2 separate regions of the Homo sapiens genome follow, and region 1 is linked to region 2. A link is a contact called in ENCODE Hi-C or POLR2A ChIA-PET data. All regions are on one chromosome and are shown on one strand. The core of a region is the stretch at or near the end of the contact, and the rest is flanking DNA. Distances in the headings are between cores, read along the strand shown. Region 1 overlaps MYO18B (myosin XVIIIB). Region 2 overlaps GRK3 (G protein-coupled receptor kinase 3).

Region 1 (5,484 bases), core at 1,236-3,735, 35 kb before region 2:
CATCTCTTCTCTCTGGGCTTCGGGTTTCCCCAGTACAGGCAGATACCACCTGACCATCCAGATCTTTTATAGGATGAGATGTAGAAATGCACTTTGGAGATCAGAGAGAGAAGAATAAACCGAGCTGCTGCTACTTCCACTGCCCTGATCCCCATATCACACTTCCCATACCAGCTGAGGGCCCTGGTTTCTGCCCCTGGGGTCCCCCACTCTTGCCTGACCCAGACATTTGTGACTGCATAACACCCAAGGGGTTTCCACTGCCTGCTCCCTTCCCAGGCCTTGTTACTGCCTTGTGATTTTAGCCTTGTGCAGAGCTTCATCCTCAAACCAGCCTGGCTATGGCCTGAAGAGCTCACAGGTCCAGCTGTGCCTCCATCTCTGCAGAAAAAGACCTCAACCTCATAAGCAAGTTCTACCCTGATGTCTCGCTTCACCACCAGCCCTAGCCTGGGTTCTTCCATCTTGGACAATGCCAGCACAGCCTCACAGACACCCATGCCTGGGAATCTGGGATTCTCCCCCTCCTCTTGCATTCAAACCAGTCCCAGGGGCATGTTGATTCCACCCTGCCAAGCTTCACATCTATGTCTCTTTTTCCAAACTCATGTCCGCTATCCCTCACTTGGGCCATTGCCACAGCCCGTGAACTGCTGTCCCTTCAATTTGCTGCCAGCCATTTTATACCAGATCAAAAGATTTGGGTAGCTGCCCACAGCCTAAAGGAAAATCATTTGGCACCACCATTGGTCTTTCAAATTCCTCAACAAGGAACCCCAGCCTCCAATCTGACCATATTGTCCCTACTTGTTCCCATGCATGAACTGTACTGGTCACCTTCTCCTACCTGACCAGTCCCTGCTTCCAGGCTGTTGCCCATGCTGAGCTTGCTGCCTGGCGTGCCCTTTCCCCTCTTCACTTGTCCATGGTCTACTCATCTTCTATACCCAGCTCAAATATCTCTTCTATCTCCTCTCTACAAATCTTTGCCTGAAGACCTCAATCAGAAATTGTTCCAAGCTTGCACAAAGTTCCAGAGCACTATGCTAGTACACCAGTCACAGCGTGGCCACCTTCTGCGTTCCATTCTGGCTTTTGTGTCTCTCTCCTGTTTTAGGTGACCAATGCCACAGCAAAGTCTCTGTTTTCATCTTTGTAATAATCACAATAATAATAGTATCTATCATTTATATCTTCCTTGCAATGAGCCCTATATCACCATCATGCAATCTCCTATTTAATCCTCCGAAGGAACAACTGGAGTAGATTCTGAACTTCTCCCCATTCTACAAGCAAAGAACTAGATGTAAAGATGTAAGGTGACCCAGCTACAAAGGTGAAATGTAAAGCCAGTTCTCTCTGACTCCAAAGCCAGTGCCTTGAACTGCGGCATATTAGATGCCCTTCCTTTTCTCTCTAGGGCTCTCTGGAATCTCCTGGGGCACTTTTAAAAACCTTAACTCCTTGGCCTTATTCCCAGAGACTCTGATTGAGTCTGCCTGGGTTGTGACTGCCCGGGTGATTACGAGGTTCAGCTGGTGCTCAGCATCATGGCTCTGGGGCCCAAGGCCGAGTAGCTTCTCCTGACCTTCTGGGGGAAGGCAGGACATAGCCTTGGAAGGGGGATTGACTGCACTTGGCAAATCTCACCACTGTCTACACCATATTGAAAAGTAAGTCAGTGCCTTATTTTTAACCAACCACCACAGAGGAGACAGTAACATGGGGTGGGCCAAACAAGATAACCAGTGCCAGCCTCCTCCCACCCCACCCTCATATGCCCATGGATTCTCTTCCTTTGGACCTTCAAAGTCATCAAAGCCTTTGGTCCCCCCACCCTGCCACCCTTTTTAGCATATAGAGGGAAACAGCACCTCTAGAATAACTGGGGCCAATAGAAACTAATAGCACATTTTTACAGATGAGTAAACTGAGGCCAAGAAAGGGGAAGGGGTTTAGCCAGGACCACAAAAAGCGGCAGGGCCAGAGCTAGAATCTAGGTCTCCTTGACATTCAATACGGGTTACTTTCCACTCCAGTGTTATTCCAGCCTCTCCCTGTTCCTCACTGACTGGGTAGCCCTAGGAGAACCAGGTCACTTCCCCAAGCCTTGTTTTCCATTCCTGCAAAATGGGATGGATTCTAATGGCTTCTTGCAAGGATTAGATGAGGATCAAATGAAACAGTTGTGCTGGGACAAGGCAAGAGAGTACGGAGTTATTTATTGATTGGGACAAGAAAATTAAATTGGCAGGAACCAGCCAGAGCTTGCTGCCTTGTGGAAACATGTCCTGAGGCTCCCTTGCTCCAGCCCCAGGAATATCTTGGCCCATGGTCCAGCCACCTGCTGTGGGCTGAGGCTCAGAGCCATCCTGCATCTTGGCTCTGAGTCTCCATCCAGGCACAGCAGTGACAGTTTGTCCCCATCCATGGCTTAACTCTGCCTCTTTACTTGCTCACAGTGACACCAGCGCTGCTGGTGTCAATCTCATGGAACCCTTTCCCCCAGGTCTCTGTGGCACCACCCCGGCCACCTCACTCACCAGACTGGTCCTTTTCCAGGCATCTTGTGAGAGCAGAGAACACACAGGCTCTCCCCCTCGCTCTGCCTCTATCTGGTCTGATGACCTTGGGAAAATCACTTGACCTCTTTTGGCCTCAGTCTCCACCTGTGATAAATGGGTAGAATCCCATCCACCTGCATTGCTGCACGGGGTATTAAATGAGCCCATGAGCAGCAAAGCAGCATTGTCTGGAGATAAACAGCACACAGTAACATTTCATCATAACCTAACAACAGCCTGCCGGGGTCAACTTTGGCCCCCACTTATGCCTTAGGTCAGGCAAGAGTGGGAACAGAGCCTGTCCTCCCTGTCAACCTCCCCAACAAAGACTTGGCCGAGGTATTTCAGCAGCTGCTACTGTTCAGTTGCTGGAAGACCTCTCTAATGCATCAAAGTCGTTCATCAGACAGGTGCAGGCACATGTGGGACTAGCCGGGCAAACCAAAGCTGAAGGGGAGGGGAAGGAAGAGTCAGGATGGGTCACTGGGCTCAAGCCAGCACCAGGCCCTGAGGCCACCAGACCTCTCAGCCCAAGCATTGCAGCATTCACCTTGTCTGAAGGGGGCGCTGGAGACACAAAGAGATGCCCTTTCTACCTAACACAGGGATACTCCCAAGATGCATTGCATTCCAAGCCTGCCTCCCTCATGGTCCACCTTGTCATCCTGCCCAGGTTCCATGGCTAAAGAGGACAAGAGAGAAATAGCACTGGCCACCACCAGCGACAAGTTTACAAATCCTTAAAGTGTAAGGGCCACATTGCATTCAACTATTGCTTCAATGCAGCAGCGCTATTCAGAATAGCTAAGGATTTTTAGTGGACATCAACCAATCAGGACGGACACCAGCTGGAGGAAGGTACTGAGGTTCCTACCTGTGCCAAGCATTAACCCTGTAATTATTGGATTGTAGCCATTCCAAGGGACTCAGGAGAGGGACCTGGGTAAACATGGCAGCTGAGGGCACTTGGGGGGCCAAGGGTTACAACCATTTACCACCTGGTATGAAGGATTCAATATTTTAACAATCAATGCAACTACACCAGTTAGTACCAACTCAATAGCTTTCTGCTTAAAGTGAACCAACTATACATCTTAGCCAGTATCTAGGTTTCCTTTTCTATAAAAATAGTGTTCAAGTAATCCCCACCAACCATGCATCAATGAATATCATTTATTCATTCACTAAACAAACTGTTAAGCACTCACTACTGACCAAGTACTATGAGGGCTGCTTAAGATACAGAATTGAATGAGAGAAATCATTGTTGCTCTTAAGGAATTTCTAGTCAAATAAGTCATATAATCAAATAAGTACTATGCCAACCAACCACAGTTAAGACAGGCATAGAAGGTGCAGCAGGATTCAGAGGAAGGCAGGCAATGGAAGAACTTTCCAGAGATGTGCTGTTTGAGCTGGGTTTTGAAGGGTACATAAGAGCTCAATAGATCAAGTTGAATAAAGGACATTCCTCAAAACCAGGACAGCAGGAGCAAAGGCAGGATGACAAATGACTCAGAGGAAGCTCACAAGACAGAATGATGGGTATGGAAACGCATACGGTCCTCCTTCTTAGGAACCACTTACCTCTCGTTCTGGAGAGGCGACAGCTAACTGCTTCCTCTGTCTCGCTTCCTTGGCCTCTTTTTCAGTCCCCCGGACCAGTTGCTTAATGAAGCCCCCTGGGATGACAGAGAAAAGAGGAGGGGGCGAGGATGGTGGAGGGCTCTTGTCCTCTTCCCGAATCTGTTTTGCAGAAGCAAGGAAAGAGAGAGCTCAGTGAGTCAACCAGCAGGAGCAAGCTGCCCTTCAAAGTTTGTGATGGAGCCTGGGAGGGGGCGGAGGAGACATACATGACCAAGCCCATGTATGAGAAGCCACAGCCAAGCAGGTGAGGCCCAGCACGACTCAGGGGGGTCCCTGAGACAGCGCATGAAAATGGAACACAGGGGCAGCCAGGAATTATGCGGGTCAATGTGATTTCTGCCTGGATCCACTCTCCTTGTGATATGAACAGTCACTTGTATGGTCAAGGCTGCTGGTTCCCTTCCTTGCCATGGGACATGCCCATTTCTAGAAGGACCTGCTCTGAAAGGAGGTTTCCCAGTTTCCAGAAGGGGATGGATCACAGGGAATCATCCACGCTCTCCTGGTCCCCCTCAGCTTATAGTTAATATAATAGATGAACCAATTAATCACTTACTATGCACCAGGAACATGGTAAGATAGGGAAGGGCTTACAGCCATGACTTATATAAGGACCTGACCTTGTGGCTCCAACCCATTCAACTGACACAGTGCTGTGGCTTCCTGACAGTCCTTAAACCAGGACTTGGTCAGCCAGGAGCTCTCTAACACTGGGTCCTAGAACAGGCAGGTTGGACCCTGATATTTTACCCCCCAGAAATACGGCCTAGGCCAGCACTGGCTGGACTTGTGGTGCAGCTGAGACCCCGCTGTTGGCTACAGCGACTTGGAGGCTGAGGCATGAGACCGGCTGTGGCCGACTGAAGTGTGTCTTTAGCCTGCATCAGTGACAGCCCATGAGAAGAAAAAAAAGTCACCAGTGCTTTATACGGAAGAGCTCCATACTGGTCTAAAATAGCCTCCTTATCAAGAACCTCTGTGCATGTATGGTAAAGACTTGCTGTGTGTAGCCCAACTGATAAGGGAGGAATTCAAAGGAGATAGCAAAGGCCAGGAGACAAGGCCATGGGATAAAGCTGGTGAATGCAGACCTCTGCCCAGGGACAGAGAAGCAGGGGCAGCACTGCAGGGCCCACATCAACATCATTTCCCTTCTTTCCTTCCTGATGTGGGACTGAAAGACACTTCATAAGTGAGAGACAGTCTTTTTTTTTTTTTTCTTTTTTGAGACGGAGTCTCGCACTGTCGCTCGGGCTGGAGTGCAATGGCGCGA
Region 2 (5,412 bases), core at 697-3,196:
CAAAAAATTAGCCAGGCCTGGTGGTGGGCGCCTGTAGTCCCGGCTACTCAGGAGGCTGAGGCAGGAGAATGGCATGAACCCGGGAAGCAGAGCTTGCAGTGAGCCAAGATCACACCACTGCACTCCAGCCTGGGTGACAGAGCGAGACTCCGTCTCAAAAAAAAAAAAAAAAAAGAATGAGAACCTGTCATTGGCAACAACATGGAAGGAAATGTAAGACATTATGTTGAGTGAAATAAGCCAGGCACAGACAGACAAGCTTTGCTTGTTCACACTCATTTGTGGGAGCTAAAAATTAAAACAATTGATCTCATGGAGAGATAGAGTTGAATGATGGTTACCAGAGGCTAGGAAGGGTAGTATGGGGATGGAGGGCGGGAAGTGGGGATGGTTAGTGGGTGCGAAAACATAGTTTAATAAATAAGATCTAGTATTTGATAGCACCATAAAGTGACTATAGACAACAATAATTTATTGTACATGTTAAAATAACTAAGAGTATAATGGGGATGTTTGTAACACAAAGAAAGGATAAACGTTTGAGGTGATGGATACCCCACTTTCCCTGATGGGATGTTACATATTGAACGCCTGTATCAAACTGTCTTGTGTACCCCTGAATATATACACCTATTATGTACCCACAAAAATTAAACATTAAAAAAACAAAAAAAATGAGCCATTAAATTTCCCTTCATGGATTTCATTAATTATGTGCACGTCCAAAACTGTGTATGTGAGCACAAAGTAAAAGCTGAAGGTTTTATTTGGTGAATCTGATCTCTGGAAATAGCCTGAGTAATTTGGGCTGAGAAACTTTCCTTTTTTTTTTTTAAGACAGGGTCTCACTCGGTTGCCCAGGCTGAAGTGCAGTGGCCCAATCACAGCTCACTGCAGCCTCCACCTCCAGGGCTCAAGCAATCCTCTCGCTTCAGCCTCCCGAGTAGCTAGGACCATAGGCATGTGCCACCATGCTTGGCTAGTTTTTTATAGTTTTGTAGAGACAGGGTCTCGCTATGTTGCTCAGGCTGGTCTCAAACTCCTGGGCTCAAGTGATCGTCCTGCCTCAACCTCCCAAAGCACTGGGATTACAAGCATAAGCCACTGCGCCTGGCCTGAAAAACTCTTTTTTAGAACTCCAATATCCAAACTGGTAAAAGTGCCTAGGGAAAGAAAGCCTTGCAGTTGTTAGATGGCTCTCCTCAAATTCAGTACATAGTTGAGGGGCTCCTGCATCCAGGAACTCACAGTTTAAAGGGGGGACATTAACATCATTACTCATAATGCAAGGTAGGAGGAACCTAGGACTTGGAAGGCATTTCCTTTTTGCAGCCTCAACACGTCACTTACCTCAAGTCAGAGACGGAGGATGTTTTTGGCTTGGATGACCTTTCAGGATCCTCTAATTTGATCCTTGTAACATAGGAGTGAAAAAACTGAGGGCCAAAGAGGTTGTCCAAAGTGATGATGCTGGGAATTGAGATCCTGATGCTATTTCCCCTCCTTCTGGCTCCTGAGGGGGTGACTTGATTTCTGCAGCTCTTGAGAGGGGTTGGAGTGCTTGTTTGAACCCCCATATCCAGCTTCCCTCGGTTACGTAACACATTAGACCAAGGGTTCCATGATGGTTGTCACCTCCTGCCCATGGACCTGGCTACACACTCCATAGCTCGGTCCCCTGTCAACTATTTTGCAAAATGGTTTTCAAATTGGCAAGCACAAATACACCCCAGGGTTACTCAGTGGCTACATGGACCAATCGTGACTTCCTTCTTTCCTGAACTAGCAAGAGAGAGGGTATTCCCCACCCCCGCCAGCTTAAAGACAGGAGATACCCAGCCTGCCCTTGACCCGCGGACCTACAGGAAGACAGTCATGCCCAGGCAGCTGTGGCTTGGGGACTGTCACCTTGGATTTCTGGTTTACAGTGACAGGCACCATGCCGGTAGGGGTGGGAGATGGGGAGCATCTCAGCACATTTCTGTGGGAGCAGGGATAGGGAGCAAGAGGTCTTGTCTTCTGGGAGGGAATCCAAAGCTCCCCCGTAGTGGGCTGGGGAGCATGGAATAGCTTCTAGATGAGCCAGACCTACTGGATTTCCTCACTGCCTAGGCTCTCCAGGCTCTTCATTTGCAACGTGTTATTCTGGGGCACAAGCGCTGGTGTCCCAAACCCTGAAACTGTGAAATTGGCTGTGCTCCAGCGACCCACCAAATCAGCAGAAATGCTTTCGGCAGTCCCCTTCTTCCTCTATTTAAAATCAGCCTCTGCGTGAATTCCCCCCAGAGTCGGGATTCTTTCCAATCAGTCACTTTCTGATATCTTAACAGCTTGGTAAAGAAATGCAGCTTTTAATTGAGGGGAAAGACAGCACACGGAAGTCGATATCTTTGTACAGATCCTTTTTATTCAGATTTATATAGGCAATTTACCAACACAGAAAACCAGTCTAGCAGCTCCAAAGTAACTGTAAAAACGGTGGTGCTGACGGTGGTGTGCCCCACACAGGGCAGGTGACCTCAGACGTGGAGCAGCATCTCCCGTGGGATACTATTTCAGACGTGCACTAGTGAGTGTATACTGAGAAGGGATTATAAACCTTCCCTGGCACAACAGATACAAAAAGAGATAGAACCAATGATATTTTGTCTAGGTACAATATCTAGATTTACAGTATCTAGTTTACTGGCTTCACTTCGTATAGCAATGCACAATAGAAAACGGATTTCTTTCTTCAAGGGTATTCAAGAATATAGTAAATATGTTACTATATTGATGGCTATGAAAACAGACAGAGACAAATGAGTGAGGAGGCACGTTCTCTCACAGAGACAGGACTTCATTCTATTTCACATAAATCATTAAGGGTCCATTCAAATATAAGACCTCTCACAAAGTTTCAGTCATGTATGAGGGCGCTTACCTTTAAGACCCCATTTCAAAACCATTTTGAAATAGTGAAGGGGGGAAAAAGTCACACTCAAATGTGCTACTCTTAAAAGCAGTGTTTCTAAGCACAGCTTGCCTTTTTCAAAGAGTGAAGGTGGCCTTTCTGTTTAGTGGTTAGGTAATTGGGTGCAATAATCAAATCTTAAGGCAATGGCAAGGCTGATGGTGGGGATTTGGCACAATAAGGGGAAGGAATGATGCTGTCCAGTTGTACCTTAAATCCTAAAGGATTACTAATGACATGGGAGGGATAGCTACCTGCCCCACACACAGGGGCTCCTGGACAATACCGTGGCTTTAGAAACAAACCTAGGTTCTGAGGGAATGACACTGCAAAGTCTTACAGAAATCCTTTTATGAGATAGCCAGTCCAGAATAAAGCCTTTGCGGTACTTGTCAACAAGCAAGAAGCCTTCTGAAGAGGTAGATGAAAGCAGTATTTCACAGCAGGTGTGCTGCCCGACGTGACGAAAGACATGCATGCGCCTCTCAGCACAGACCAGAAGATCAACTGTTGTTGAAAACAGTCCATGGTGGTGAGAAGAGATGTCGGCCACATTACTAGGTGCATTATTTCAATTTTATTGTATTAAGAACAGGAAGGACTGCCATTTCTTTAAATAACAAACTATACAAATAAAAAGGAGCAGAAATAATATGGAATGTTTTTGACGAAAACAAACTTATGGATTCAATAAATAATATAAAATGCCTTTGTGCTAAAATAGAACTCTTGTTTCTTATATATATATAGTTCAGTGATCTTTATGCTATCCAGAAAAAGCCAGATCTATTATAATTAAACATAGAAAAATACCATTTAACAATAAAACTAAAAAAATGGCCAGTGTTGAGCTTATAAACCACATATAATATATACATCATTTAATATAATCAACTAAGAAAGTAAATTTCAAGTTCTTTGTAATACAAATACACAATTGAAAATATTTCTCCATTCCCTACCCTTACATCAAAGACATCTGATATTTAGGACAAAATTAAAAATGGAAGCATAGTTACCAGTTTTCAGAGATGATTCTGAGATTGTTAGATACTGGAGCGCTAACTCTACTATACAAAGCTGAGTTATTTAACTCTAAATTGAAGGATTTTTTCCCCTATATGTGTTTGATGAAATGCGTATACTCTTAACCCATTTTCTGTAGTTTGTGTTTTTAATAAAGGCAATTTAAAATTTGGGAGCCTGCGTTTCTCAATCAGTGCTAACACAGCCAGGTCAGAAAGACAGCCCCTTTGGGCCAGCTGTGGGGGCCTGCAGGAGTGGTTATCTCTGTGATTCGGCTGAAATAAAACAACTATCTTAGTCCTTAAGGACAAAGAAAATATAAAGTTCATTGTGACTTGAGGAAGCCAAGGAGTACCATTTTAGAGTTCAAATTTCATTTGTTTCATAATAAACTTTGTTAAAATGTGACCTGGATTAAAAAAAAATCATATTAACATGAATTTAAGTAATTCAAGTCTCTCCAGTAAACTTTACATAGGAGGGAAAAATCATGTTAAATCTTTAGGAAAAAATTTAAACGGTTAATTACTTAAAAAAATTTTTTTTGTAGAGATGGGGTCTTGCTGTGTTGCCCAGGCTGGTAACTCACCGTGGAAGTGAGCAGGGTAGAACAGAAGAGGCCTGTTACTCTTGACAGTTTTACCAGGACTTCAGTGGATTTGTAACAGTGTCCCCAACTGACCAATGGGGCAATGCATTCACAGTGATCCAGACACTGCCTCTCCACCTCGGGGGCTGCAAAGTGCACACACACACACACACACACACACACACACACACACACACACACGGGGTGTTTTGGAGATGGCCTGGTAATGCTTTAGCTCTGGGTCCCCTGTGCCTCCATGGGAGGGTGCCAGAGGGTAGGCAGAGGCAAAAGAACTTCTTCAGAAAGTCCTGATAGGCAGCAAATGGCTTCTGAATGAGTTCAGCAGCTCCACATTCAAAAACAAAGTGACCAAGTCTCAGAATAATTATCATAAGGAAAACTCTCCTGTTACAGGGGGGAAAAAAGAAACTTCACCTATTTTAACTCAGTTATTTCCTTGGTGCTTTATGGTGTAATGATTTTTACCAGTAACTTCTTTCTTCCTTCGCCCGATTTCTACCACTATTCTCTTTGTGACACCCAGCCCAGCCCCCACCTGTCACAGATCCCAGTGAAGCCCAAATCATCTCCCAACAAGTCAACCCCTCACTCAGGGTGGGAGGTGTTAATTCATCAAGCATCTCTGAATGACACAGAAACATTTCCCTGAACGTAACTGAGACAACACTGCATATGATTAAATCATACAAGATAACTCTTATCTTACACCAGCACATTTCAAAGCATTTCTATAGGTTTACATCATGCTAAAGAGGCCAGACTTTGAGAACGTTGTTTTCTTCTTGATATGTTAAAATTCTGAAACATTAGAAAAATCAATTCC

What was found. Hi-C counts contacts between places; a loop is a spot of excess contacts on that map. ChIA-PET counts read pairs that join two places held with the same protein, here RNA polymerase II (POLR2A). Pooled maps may share reads with other maps.
Region 1: a loop to region 2 is called in a map of K562, with 2.3 times the contacts of the local background. The contact joins two enhancer-like sites. A Hi-C loop is called at or near these places in 14 of 168 maps with a recorded cell type or tissue (Caco-2, DLD1, K562 and 8 more) and 10 of 50 pooled maps. POLR2A ChIA-PET finds 5 or more read pairs at or near these places in 7 of 52 experiments (A549, HepG2, activated CD4-positive, alpha-beta T cell and 3 more).

Annotation. Positions count from the first base shown.
Region 1 is chr22:25,762,057-25,767,540 of GRCh38, reverse strand. It overlaps MYO18B (myosin XVIIIB), which reads right to left. Exons shown (of 44, transcript NM_032608.7): 3 at 4,152-4,310. Among named protein-coding and RNA genes, the nearest start is that of MYO18B, 23 kb to the right of the region's middle. Within about 2 kb of position 2,485, at least 2 of the 41 ENCODE cell types and tissues checked have a DNase peak (open chromatin) inside an H3K27ac peak, as active enhancers do.
Region 2 is chr22:25,726,270-25,731,681 of GRCh38, reverse strand. It overlaps GRK3 (G protein-coupled receptor kinase 3), which reads right to left. Exons shown (of 21, transcript NM_005160.4): 21 at 2,388-5,412. Among named protein-coding and RNA genes, the nearest start is that of MYO18B, 13 kb to the left of the region's middle. Within about 2 kb of position 1,946, at least 2 of the 41 ENCODE cell types and tissues checked have a DNase peak (open chromatin) inside an H3K27ac peak, as active enhancers do.